Regions from separate parts of the Homo sapiens genome. Here region 1 is linked to region 2. A link is a contact called in ENCODE Hi-C or POLR2A ChIA-PET data. All regions are on one chromosome and are shown on one strand. Each heading gives the region's core, a stretch centred on a gene start or an enhancer-like site at or near the end of the contact. The rest is flanking DNA. Distances are from core to core; before and after follow the strand shown.

The links. Hi-C counts contacts between places; a loop is a spot of excess contacts on that map. ChIA-PET counts read pairs that join two places held with the same protein, here RNA polymerase II (POLR2A).
Region 1: a map of naive thymus-derived CD4-positive, alpha-beta T cell shows a loop between it and region 2 (2.5-fold over the local background). The contact joins two enhancer-like sites. A Hi-C loop is called at or near these places in 1 of 168 maps with a recorded cell type or tissue (naive thymus-derived CD4-positive, alpha-beta T cell) and 1 of 37 single-sample maps with no recorded cell type. POLR2A ChIA-PET finds 5 or more read pairs at or near these places in 5 of 52 experiments (HEK293T, MCF 10A, T-cell and 2 more).

Annotation. Positions count from the first base shown.
Region 1 is chr5:149,452,679-149,457,964 of GRCh38, reverse strand. No RefSeq gene overlaps it. Among named protein-coding and RNA genes, the nearest start is that of MIR145, 25 kb to the right of the region's middle. RefSeq lists an enhancer at 1-402. Within about 2 kb of position 1,869, at least 15 of the 41 ENCODE cell types and tissues checked have a DNase peak (open chromatin) inside an H3K27ac peak, as active enhancers do.
Region 2 is chr5:149,421,386-149,426,690 of GRCh38, reverse strand. It overlaps CARMN (cardiac mesoderm enhancer-associated non-coding RNA), which reads right to left. Exons shown (of 5, transcript NR_105060.1): 2 at 5,090-5,210; 3 at 2,294-2,601. Among named protein-coding and RNA genes, the nearest start is that of MIR143, 4.9 kb to the left of the region's middle. RefSeq lists enhancers at 3,719-4,510, 1,178-4,561. Within about 2 kb of position 3,895, at least 17 of the 41 ENCODE cell types and tissues checked have a DNase peak (open chromatin) inside an H3K27ac peak, as active enhancers do.

The DNA.
Region 1 (5,286 bases), core at 620-3,119, 33 kb before region 2:
GACCAGCCTGGTCAACATGGTGAAACCCCGTCTCTACTAAAAATACAAAAATTAGCCGGGCGTGGTGGCGCATGCCTGTAATCCTAGCTGCTTAGGAGGCTGAGGCAGGAGAATTGCTTGAACCTGGGAGGTGGAGGTTGCAGGGAGCTGAGATCACGCCACTGCACTCCAGCCTGGGCGACAGAGTGAGACTCTGTCTTAGAGAAAAAAAAAAAGAATGCATTGCCCCAGCCCTGTGAGGCCCCCCAGGTCATGGGTCCCTGGCAGTTGACACCTCCTCCACTCCGCTGCCTGATGCCGTGTGCTTACCTGGCCAGTGTCTTCCACCTGCCACCAGGCCCTCCTGAGACCCTCTGATACACTCAGGTGTGGGCTTTACTGAAGGCCTGCCCAGCCTGGGGGATGTGTGTCTGGTGCCGGGACCCTGGCTCGCCAAGCCCTGCACTGGTCAGTCTCTAAGGCAGGTTTCCCAGTCCACAGATATGCTTGTCAGCCTCTGGTGGCTGCTTGGCTTACATTCTGATTTATTGAAAATGCTAGGCTGGGTGTGGTGGCTCACGCCTGTAATCCCAGCACTTTGGGAGGTTGAGGTGGGTTGACTGCTTAAGCCCAGGAGTCCAAGACCAGCCTGGACAGCATAGCAAAAGCCCATCTCTACTAAAAATACACAAAAATTAGCCAGACATGATGGCATGTGCCTGTGGTCACAGCTACCCAGGAGGCTGAGGTGGGAGGATCACCTGAGCCCTGGGAGGTCGAGGGTGCAGTCAGCTGTGATCACACCACTGCACTCCAGCCTGGGTGACAGGGTGACAGAGCAAGACTCTGTCTCGAGGAAAAAAAAAAAAAAGAAGAAGAAAAAGAAAAATGGAAAAATCTGGCAGTACCAGGCCTGTGTTTGCTCATGGAAAAATTCAGTGGGAACTGCAGGCCCTTGGCCTGACTTAGCCCTGTGCTCCTTCTCAGAGCGCCTCTTATCTGCAGTCCCCTTGCCTCATCTCTGTTCTCATTTCTGTTATCTGCCCGCTTCCAGAGGTGGGTGATTTTTTTTACTCCTATGTAGTCTGTATGTCAAAATCAGTCAAATAATTCAAGGGAAGCTCTGCTCACTATGTCCTGCTCTTGTTGATTGACCACTTGAACACATCGTGGCTCTGAGAAGTCCCTTCCTTCCTTCCTTCTTTCCTTCCTTTTTTCCTCCCTTCCTTCCTGCCTCCTTCCTTCCTTCCTTCGTTTCTTTCTTTCCTTCTTTCTCCTTCTTTTCTTTCCCTCTCTCTTTCTTTCTTCTTTTGTTCTTTCTCTCTCTCTCTTTCTTTCTCCTTCCTTCATTTTACCTCTCACCCCCCAACTCTCTCTTTCTTTCTTAAATGGGGTCTTATTCTGTCACCCAGGCTGGAGTACAGTGGTGTGATCACAACTTACTGGAGTCTTGAACTCCTCCTGGGTGATCCTCCTGAGTTGGCCTCTTGCCTCCTTCTCCTGAATAGCTGGGACTACTGGCACATGCCACCATGCCCAGTTCCCTGCTGTTTCTTAAAGCATAGTTGTCCCCATTCGATACAGTGGGTGCCTCCCCAGGGCTGATGCTTTGGTACCTTCTCAGAGCACTGATCAGGTCTCAGTTAGGTGGTGAGGAGTCCCTCTGTGATGTGGGAGAAGCTGCCTGTTCGACTCACAGAAGAGACAGAGATGAAAGGAGATCAAGTGACCAACTTCAAACTCTAAGCCAGTGAGTCAGTGTTCAACCCCAAGCCTTGCCCTTGGCTCAGGCGTCCCCTCACCATATCCTGAGGGTTATACGTAATTAGAACCTGTCCCTGAGGACACTGACCACTGGTTACAGATCCTCCCCGGCTGCGTGTTCTGCTCAGGTGGGGAACGCTGACTCACACCCAGGCCACGCCAGTGGCCAAAACAACCTAGAGATCATTCCCTCGGCCTAGGTCTTTCATGTCAGCTGGAGTAGCTTGGCAGCGGCTTCTGGAGTGCGCTGTTGAGAGCGATTCTGCATCTGTGCTCAGTGAAGGGGAGGGAGTACTACTGTCGACTGGTGATGCTGGCTGTGGGCTGGGAAGCAAGCAGTGGGGGCCTGTGTCTTGAATTGACATCCTGGATCTAGCCTGTGGGTCAGAGGCCCTTCATGGGGTTGAGGGGAGCTCATGAGAGAAAACTGGGCTCTACAGTTTTTGTAAAGGGAGCTGAAGCATGAAGGAGACAGTTGAAGGCATGACCCTCAGGCTACACACAGGCCAAGCCAGCCTCAGTGTGCCTACCAGTCCCATAGCCCCATTCTCAGAGGCTGCCAGGCTGGTGCCACAGAGCCCACCCCGCCCCCCGACCTCCAGCTACAGCTGATTGGACGTGGGTGGGAACCCCATCTATAGGCTGATTCACCAGGCTTTGAGGCAGCCTGGTGGGAAATTAACTGGACAAGTAGATCCTCTTTTCGGGAATGTGAATTCAAGGCAAAGAGTGGAACAGTTGGCAGCAAGAACTGAAGCTGTAAGATGAAAATGGAGAGAGTGAGGAGAGAGGCTGAGTGCGGGTAATGATACACCCTAGAGTGATGAGGCTCCCACCCCAGTTCCTGAAGCTGACATGACCAGCTCCCTGGAGTCACCTTGCGTGAGGGTGTGGGAGGCAAGAAATATAGGCTAGTTTACCAATAATTGTTTCCCCATTACCCATTGAATCTGTTTCTTTTTGTAAAAAAAATCCTTATTTATTTATTTACTTTTTAGTTTTTATTATTATATTTTTTGAGACAGAGTCTCACTCTGTCATCCAGGCTGGAGTGCAATGGCAAGATCTCGGCTCACTGCAATCTCCACCTCCCGGGTTCAAGCAATTCTCTTGCCTTAGCCTCCCAAGTAGCTGGGATTACAGGCGCCCACCACCATGCCTGGCTAATTTTTGTATTTTTAGTAGAGATGGCCTCTCACCATGTTGGCCAGGCTGGTCTTGAGCTCCTGGCCTCAAGTGATCCACCTGCCTTGGCCTCCCAAAGTGCTGGGATAACAGGCATGAACCACTGCCCCCAGGCCTATTTATTTATTTATTTATTTATTTATTTATTTATTTATTTATTTTTTGAGACGGAGTCTTGCTCTGTCACCCAGGCTGGAGTGCAGTGGCACGATCTCGGCTCACTGCAACCTCTGCCTCCCAGGTTTAAGCGATTCTCCTGCCTTGCCTCAGCCTCCCGAGTAGCTGGGACTACAGGCTCGTGCCACCACGCCTGGCTAATTTTTTGTATTTTTAGTAGAGACAGGGTTTCACCATGTTCGCCAGGATGTTCTCGATCTTTGGACCTCATGATCTGCCTGCCTCAGCCTCCCAAAGAGCTGAGATTATAGGCGTGAGCCACTGCACCCAGCCTTATTTACTTTTTTAAAGACAAGTTCTCACTATGTCGCCCAGGCTGGAGTACGGTGGTGAAATCGCAGCTGATTACAGCCCTTGAACTCCTGGGCTTAAGTGATCCTCCTGCCTCAGCCTCCCAAGTAGCTAGGACTATGGTCTTGTGCCACCACACCCAGCTAAATTTACTTATTGTAGAGACAGGGGTTTTGCTCTTTTGCCTAGGCTGGTCTCAAACTCCTGGGCTCAAGGGATCCTCCTGACTCAGCCTCCCAAATAGCTAGGAATACAGGTTTGAGTCACAGCACCTGGCCACTTGAATCTATTTCTGGCCAAAGAGATTTTTCCTGTGCCGAGGGCTGGGGCCTGCTCTCTAGACCTACTGGGCCTCAGCTTCCAAGTGGGGACGGCAAGTCCGCCCTGGCTCCCTGTGAGATCATGGAGTGGGCTCCCTCCTGTGACAGCTGACTTCAGTTAGAACTCATGCTGGGGGCATTTCCTGGGCCACGGAGGGCCAGGGACCAGCCACTGTGGTAGAGCATGGCATCTTCCCTGTGACACCTGTCTTCAGGTGCCAGGTCTAGGAACAGGTCTTAGTCTTGGGGGTAGGACTTTGACCTTAAGAAAACACGTACATTTCTCACAGCTGCAGTCTGGTTTGCCTTTTCATTACTTCAATAAATATTGACAGTGAATAGATAAAAGCCTGGGCTTGGGAGCCAGGCCACCCGGATATGAATCCTAGCAGTGGTGTGACCTTGGATAAGTTATATGAGCTCTCTGTGCCTCAGTTTCCTCAGCTGTAAAATGGGGGTAGTAATGGCTCCTCATGGGGTCACTGGGAGGGATAAATGTGAACACTTACAACAGTGCGGGGCACTTAGTTTGTCCTGCTAAGTGTCAGGCCTTGTGCCCTGTGCCAGCTGCTGAGGGTGCAAAGTGGATCTGGCCCCTGCCCTCGCGGAGCTTACAGTCTAGCATTCGGCAGTGGCTGTGGGTCCTGCCGCACCTTGTCTTTCCCACTGTGGGGAAACTGCTTTTTTCTGGGCTTGGTCTCAGCCAGCCTTTGTGAGACCGCCATCTGCCCCACATGTCTAGTCCTACTGTCTGATTCCACAGTTGGCGTGTGCCGGCCAGTGGCTGAGAGGAGGGACGTGTTAGGGCTGTGAGTCAGGAAGACTGGTATGTCTCGGGGGAGGCAGGGATGGAGGACGGAGGGAAACAATAGCAACCCCAGAGGCAGCAGCGGCAGCTCCCTCTGTTGAGGTCCTGCTGTGCCTGGCGTCAAGTCCTGTGCTTTATGGATACCCCTGTTTTTGTGTGCTGGCATTGCTGTAGCAAATCACCTCCAACTGGGTGGCTTAAGACAGAAACTTATATCTTTCACAACTCCAGAGGCCAGAAGTCCCAAATCAAGGTGTCAGCTGGGACACGCTCCCCCGAGAGGCTCTGGGGAGAATCCTTCCTGGCCTCTTCCAACTGCTGGTGGCTTCTGGCATTCCTTGGTTTGTGGCAGCGAACTCCAATCTCTGCCTATCTCAATCTCAGTCTATCTTTACATGGAATTCTCTTTGTGCATATTTGTGTTTTGTCTCTGTGTCCAAATTTCCCTCGGCTTTTATGTTTTTAATTTATTATTATTTTTTATTGAGATGGGGTCTCTCTACATTGCTCAGGCTAGTCTTGAACTCCTGGGCTCAAGCCATCCACCGTCCTCGGCTTCCCAAAGTGTTGGGATTACAGGTATGAACCACCACATCCAACCAAATTTCCCTCTTTTTGTAAGGACACCAGTCACATTGGATTTAGGGCCCACCCTAATCCAGTATGAACTAATTTTAATTGGATTACATCTACAAAACTCTGTTTCCAAATGAGGTCACATTCACAGATTCTGATGGACGTTAAGTTTTTAGGGGACACTAT
Region 2 (5,305 bases), core at 2,646-5,145:
GGAGGTGGAGGTTGCAGTGAGCCGAGATCTTGCCATTGCACTCCAGCCTGGGTGACAGAGTGAGACTCCGTCTCAAAAAAAAAAAAAAAAGTCTGTCTCTTACACTCAGTCTGGGAAGAGTGGAAAGAGTGTTTCCCTCTGGTCTATCATGCCAGCAGGCAGGTCAGTAGGTCAGTTCTGACAGCCTGTGTAGAGGACAGCCTCTGTCTAAGGTATTCCCAGCCAGATAACTGCTTTCCTCTTCTGTGGAATTATCTTGCAGAAACTCTTTTCAACTGCATTTGGTGGCTGGGCACAGTGGCTCACGCCTGTAATCCTGAGCACTTTGGGAAGCCGAGGCAGGTGGATCGCTTGAGCCCAGGAGTTCAAGACCAGCCTGGGCAACACGATGAAATCCTGTCTCTATCCAAAAATACGAAAAATTAGCCAGTCTCATAGCCTGGTCTCTACATAAATAAATAAATAGATTTTTTAAAACCGTGCATTTGGCTGGGGAGTGATTCCGACATTGGACTCCCTCGCAGGTCACAGACAGCTGGTCTATTCCACTCTCCACGGCTCCCACTGCCCCTGAGAGAGAAGAGCTTAGTGTGGTCAGCAAAGAGATTTCAATAAGAATCAGGGAGGGTTATCCTGGAAAAGAGATGATTTGCTGCTGAGAACTAAGCTGACAAGGTGTGTCCTCTGCCTTCACTTGGTGCGTGATTATTTCCAAAGCCCTTTCACATAAACTACCTTTGGCTTCTCACGTGCAGCTGGTGGGTAAGTGGTTTTGGGGAGTTTGTAGTCTCTGCTGGGAGACAGGACACAACAGAATGGAAAGCGAATTGACAGGGAGCATTCTGTTGTGGAATGGATCAGTTGCTCCCTGTGAATTTGCTTTCAGTCCTATTTACCGTGGGGTACAAAGCCTCAGTTTGCTGCTATCATGTCTTTGACACCTTTCTAACTCTCACTTATTGCCCAGGCTTCAGGCCCAGGGCCTTGCAAGCCACACTATCAGGTTAAACCATAATAACATTGTTTCATTTTTACTGTATTTATGGTTACCTTTATTTCCTAATTAGGCACAGTGTTAGAGTTTGCTATTTACAGTAGCTATTTCTATGTGTAATAAAAAGGACTCATCCTACATTTAAAAATATTATAATCATTTGCAGACATGGAAGAAATAAAATAGGGGGCATCTGAATGACTGAGTTTGGAAAACAGAGTCCGATACCATTTAATCATCAGAATGGCTGGTGCTGCTGGCAAGGGAATGTTATTGCTCCTACATGGAGGACCAGGAAGGGGATTGTTCCAGGGTCACAGGGCCTGAGCTTGGACCAGAGGAGTTGAAGACCATTTCCACCAAGGCCATTTCCATTCCAAGATGTAGGCTAAGATTATTGCAGCAAAGATAGCATCTCCCCTAGGTTTAGAAACGAGAACTAGATGGGAGGTAGTCCCATGCTTCTGAAGGAGAAACTGATGCAGGGAGAAGGGCTGAGGCACAGCCTCTGACCAGGGGAAGGTGTTTGCCTCCATCTCCTCTGTGGCCCTTGAATCTGCTTGCCCCTTGCTGTTGGTGCCTCGTTCTGTTCCTTTGTGTCTGGAATAATCATCGTGATAATGAATGTAATAAGCACAATCATTTGTGGAATTTTATAGTCCTGGATATTGAATGTTTTCTTTGTGCAAGTCCTTGTGCATCCACAAAGCTCCATGGGAAGGGAATTTTCCAAGGGTACAGAGCTGAGAACTGAGCTGGGGTTCCTAACCCAGGGCCCTCGTTTTAACCTCTACGCTGAATGTCTCATGCCCTGTCCAATTGGCCAGGCCTTGGTTTGGGGGCAGGGTCTAATCATTTCACCTGTCCCTTCAGCGCACTGCCTCTTCTATGTGCCAAGGGGAAGTGGGACTGAGAGCCTCGCTGTCCTTGACCTGGAGGACCTCGGTCAGATTGAGTAGAAGGAAAATTCCCCTCACAAGGTGAATAGGGGGCAGACTCAAGTGGGATGAGGAGAGAGAGAGAGAGAGAGCCCAAGAAAGGACAGCCAAGCACACCTGGAGGACAAAAAGGTTCCCACCCCTGGGGAAGCTGAGAAGGCTTCCTGGAGGAGGAGTCAGTGCAGCTGGGCTATGAGGAGGGGCAGAGGGGCCGGGAGGGAGGTGCTTCTCCTGGCTCCAGCAGCTCTTCCCTTGAGTCTTGCATACTTAGCACTTGTCCCAACCCCTGCCTCCTTCACATGAGGGCCTTACTGAGAAGAGGGGTCTATGGCCACCCCCCACCCCGCCCCATTCCACTTACCCCACCAAAGGCTCCCTCCTACTCTGGATCCCCAGTCAGGATGAGAGACACCGCTTGGGGGTCCCAGGTTCCACTTCTTAACGAGGCCCTTCTTTCTGTGGCTGCTTCCCCTTCTGTGAAAGGTGATGTTGAACCAGGTGGCCTCAGTTTTACCTGGCGGCTCTGGGTGCCGGCTCCCGGCAGTGTGGGGGACAGCTCCTGGGTGGATGGGCTGTTTCTGCCTCTGTGTTCCCCATGTCTTCAGGAAATGTCTCTGGCTGTGGGGGACCTCTGTCTTCTGTTGGGAGGCTTGGAGAGGCGTGGGTGAGCTGGGGAGGAGAAAATAAACAGTGGCTGTCTGGGTTTTCTCGCCAGGCCTGAGCCAGGAGGCCTCCCTGAGCTCCTTCCCTTATATGGCCAGGCTGCTCTGGGCTGGGAGCTTGCTGCAGTGCACCCCCACCCTCCACCACCACTCAGAGGGCCAGGGGCCACTGCTGGTCACCCAGGACTCTGCTGCTGCAGAAGCCAGAGCAGGGCTAAAGGTGGAGGGCAGGCCCCAGGACGTGTGCCAGGAATCGCCTGGACAACCTGGGCAACTGGGGAGGATTTATGTTGAGATAAGGGATGGGGGAGAGGAACACCCAGAGAAAGAGGGGACCTACCCCATCCTGACTTAACCCCCAACTCATGGTGTGATCCTAACCAAGCCCTTTCCCTCTCTGGGCTTCTGTTTCTCCCCCTGTCAAATGAGGGTGTGGAAAATAAGAATTAATTCTCACACTCATTCTGTGAGGTGGCAGCTTGTGTAACCTCATTTTGCAGAAGGGAAAACTGGCTTGGAGAGGCTAAGTAATTTGACCACAGCTTTCCAGCTGAAAGGGAGCAAGGCAGGATTTGAACTCGGGGCCTTCCGATGTCAAGGTCTGTGTTCTGAATTGGCTGGTTGTCAAGGCTCCCGTTGCGGGTCACAGTCACTTTCATGTGCCTTATGGAAAAGGGATTCTGTGAAGTTGCAATCCTGGAAGACCAGGGAGGCCCCAGTGCCCAGTGACCCAGCCCGAAGGAGGCTGTTTCATGAAGGAAGGGGAACAGGGCCTGTAAGTATTCACCCTGGTGTCCCCGGCACATCACACAGGGCGTGGCACAGGCTCAGGGATCAGAAAGGAGTGATGTGGAATCACCAAGAAAGGAAGTTTCAGCAGTCACACCCGTCCTCTCACCCCCAGACACATTCTGAGGATGAAAGAAAACAAGGCATGAGAAAGCACCAAGATGCCACCTTTAAGACAGCATTGTCTGTTCAGAAGCTCTTTCTTCCCTCTGAAGCATGCCCCGAGTCTCATCCCCAGGCCAGTGTCTTCTGAGCTGACTCCCCGCTCAGCCCAGCTGCAGGACTGAAAGATGAGGTCAATCTGCTCAAGGACGGGGCTCTGCTCACAGCCCGCAGCAGTGGCCATGGGAGAGGCTGCCGGAGGGGAGGGTGAGGGGGGAAGTGGGGGCGGGTCTGGGAACAGCTCGGAAATGTGCCTCGCAAAAGCACTAACATCCTGTGCGCTGTTGAGCTAGCCCTGGAACCTCCCTCACCCCATCCATCACTGTGGCATCCTCTCAGACCCCAACCCCCTTCCTGAGGCCCACGGGTGGGGTGAGGGAGCCAAGGACCGACTGTCAGTGTGTCCGAGAGACCACAGCTGGCAGTTCTGCAGGTCTGTTTAGTGTCGGAGCCGGACAGTCGGGGGGAGGAGGCGCCTGTAGCCCTCCTAATCCAATTTGTTTAAACCCAGTCTCTGTGGCTTATTTGCCAGTGAGGGAGGACTGGGTGTGCGCTGTGCCGGGGTGCACGTTTGCACACATTTGTGGGGCCTGCAGGGGTGAACAGGTGGACCATGTTATGTAAGACAGGCCTGGGCCTTGTCCCACATCCCTGGATGTCAGCTCCTTTCCTGGAACCCGGCCTCCTCCTCCCTTCTCCTCTGCTCACCTCCAAATCTTCCTGCACTTTTTCCATCCACATGAGAACTGGTGCCAGAATTCTCCTTTGCAACTGACTCTACATGCAACTCTGAGTGAATGCTTTCACCTCTCCAGGCCTCAGTTTCTCCACTCATCTTATGGAGCTGGCACCTCACCCTACCTGTTCCACCATGTGCATGAACTTAAAAAATTGGCAAGTGTGGGAATAATGTGATGAATGGTAAAAACTGCTCTGTTTTCTTGAGTTTCACTATGTGCCAAGGGCTGTGCCTGGGGACACCAGCCCAACCTCACAAATCCTCTCAAAGCCCTATGAGCTGGCTCTTTATCACTAGGCTCAGAGAGGTTGAGTGACTCGTCCAAGATCACACAGCCCCAGGTCTTCCTGCTTTGGGAGCTCAACCCTGTTTACTCCTTTCTAGGGAAGATTACTATTATTTTCCACATTTCTTTCAAGTCTGTTATTCACCGAATCAAGTTGAGTAACAGAGGCTTTATGTCCAAATCACACGGGCTTTGCATTGCTATTTCGTAAGGAGGATGGGGTAGACCGGATTCTTGGCTCCTAGTTGGATTTCCCTTCTTGGGTTCCATTTCTTTTTACCTACAACCCAGACGCTGACAGCCCTGAACTGCCCGCACTGCCACCAATCAGTGGGGGGTCTTCCTTTACCAAGGCCCATTCTGCTTCTTGTCATCCTCAGGCCCAGTTTCTTGGTCATTCTGAGGTTAGGGTGGGGAGTTTATCCTGAGGGACCCAGGATACTCCAGGAGCCACCTGCAGGTGGGCTGGGGTGGGGAGCGGATGTGGGTGCCGGAAGGGTGGAGGTGGGGTGGGCTCACAGTTCTGTCTCCGGGCTGCCTGCTGCTGGCCCTCCTCTGGTCCCAGGAGGCTGCTTCTCCAGAGTTCTTGCTTCTCTGACATCAGCATGGCGGGGTGGCTCCCACCAGCTAGCGCCCTTGCCTGTAAGAAACAAAGATCCCACCTGTCAGAAGGACACCAGGGTGCCCTACGGGTACGGTCATGGCCTTTGAGGGTCCTGACCAGGCTGCCAGGCT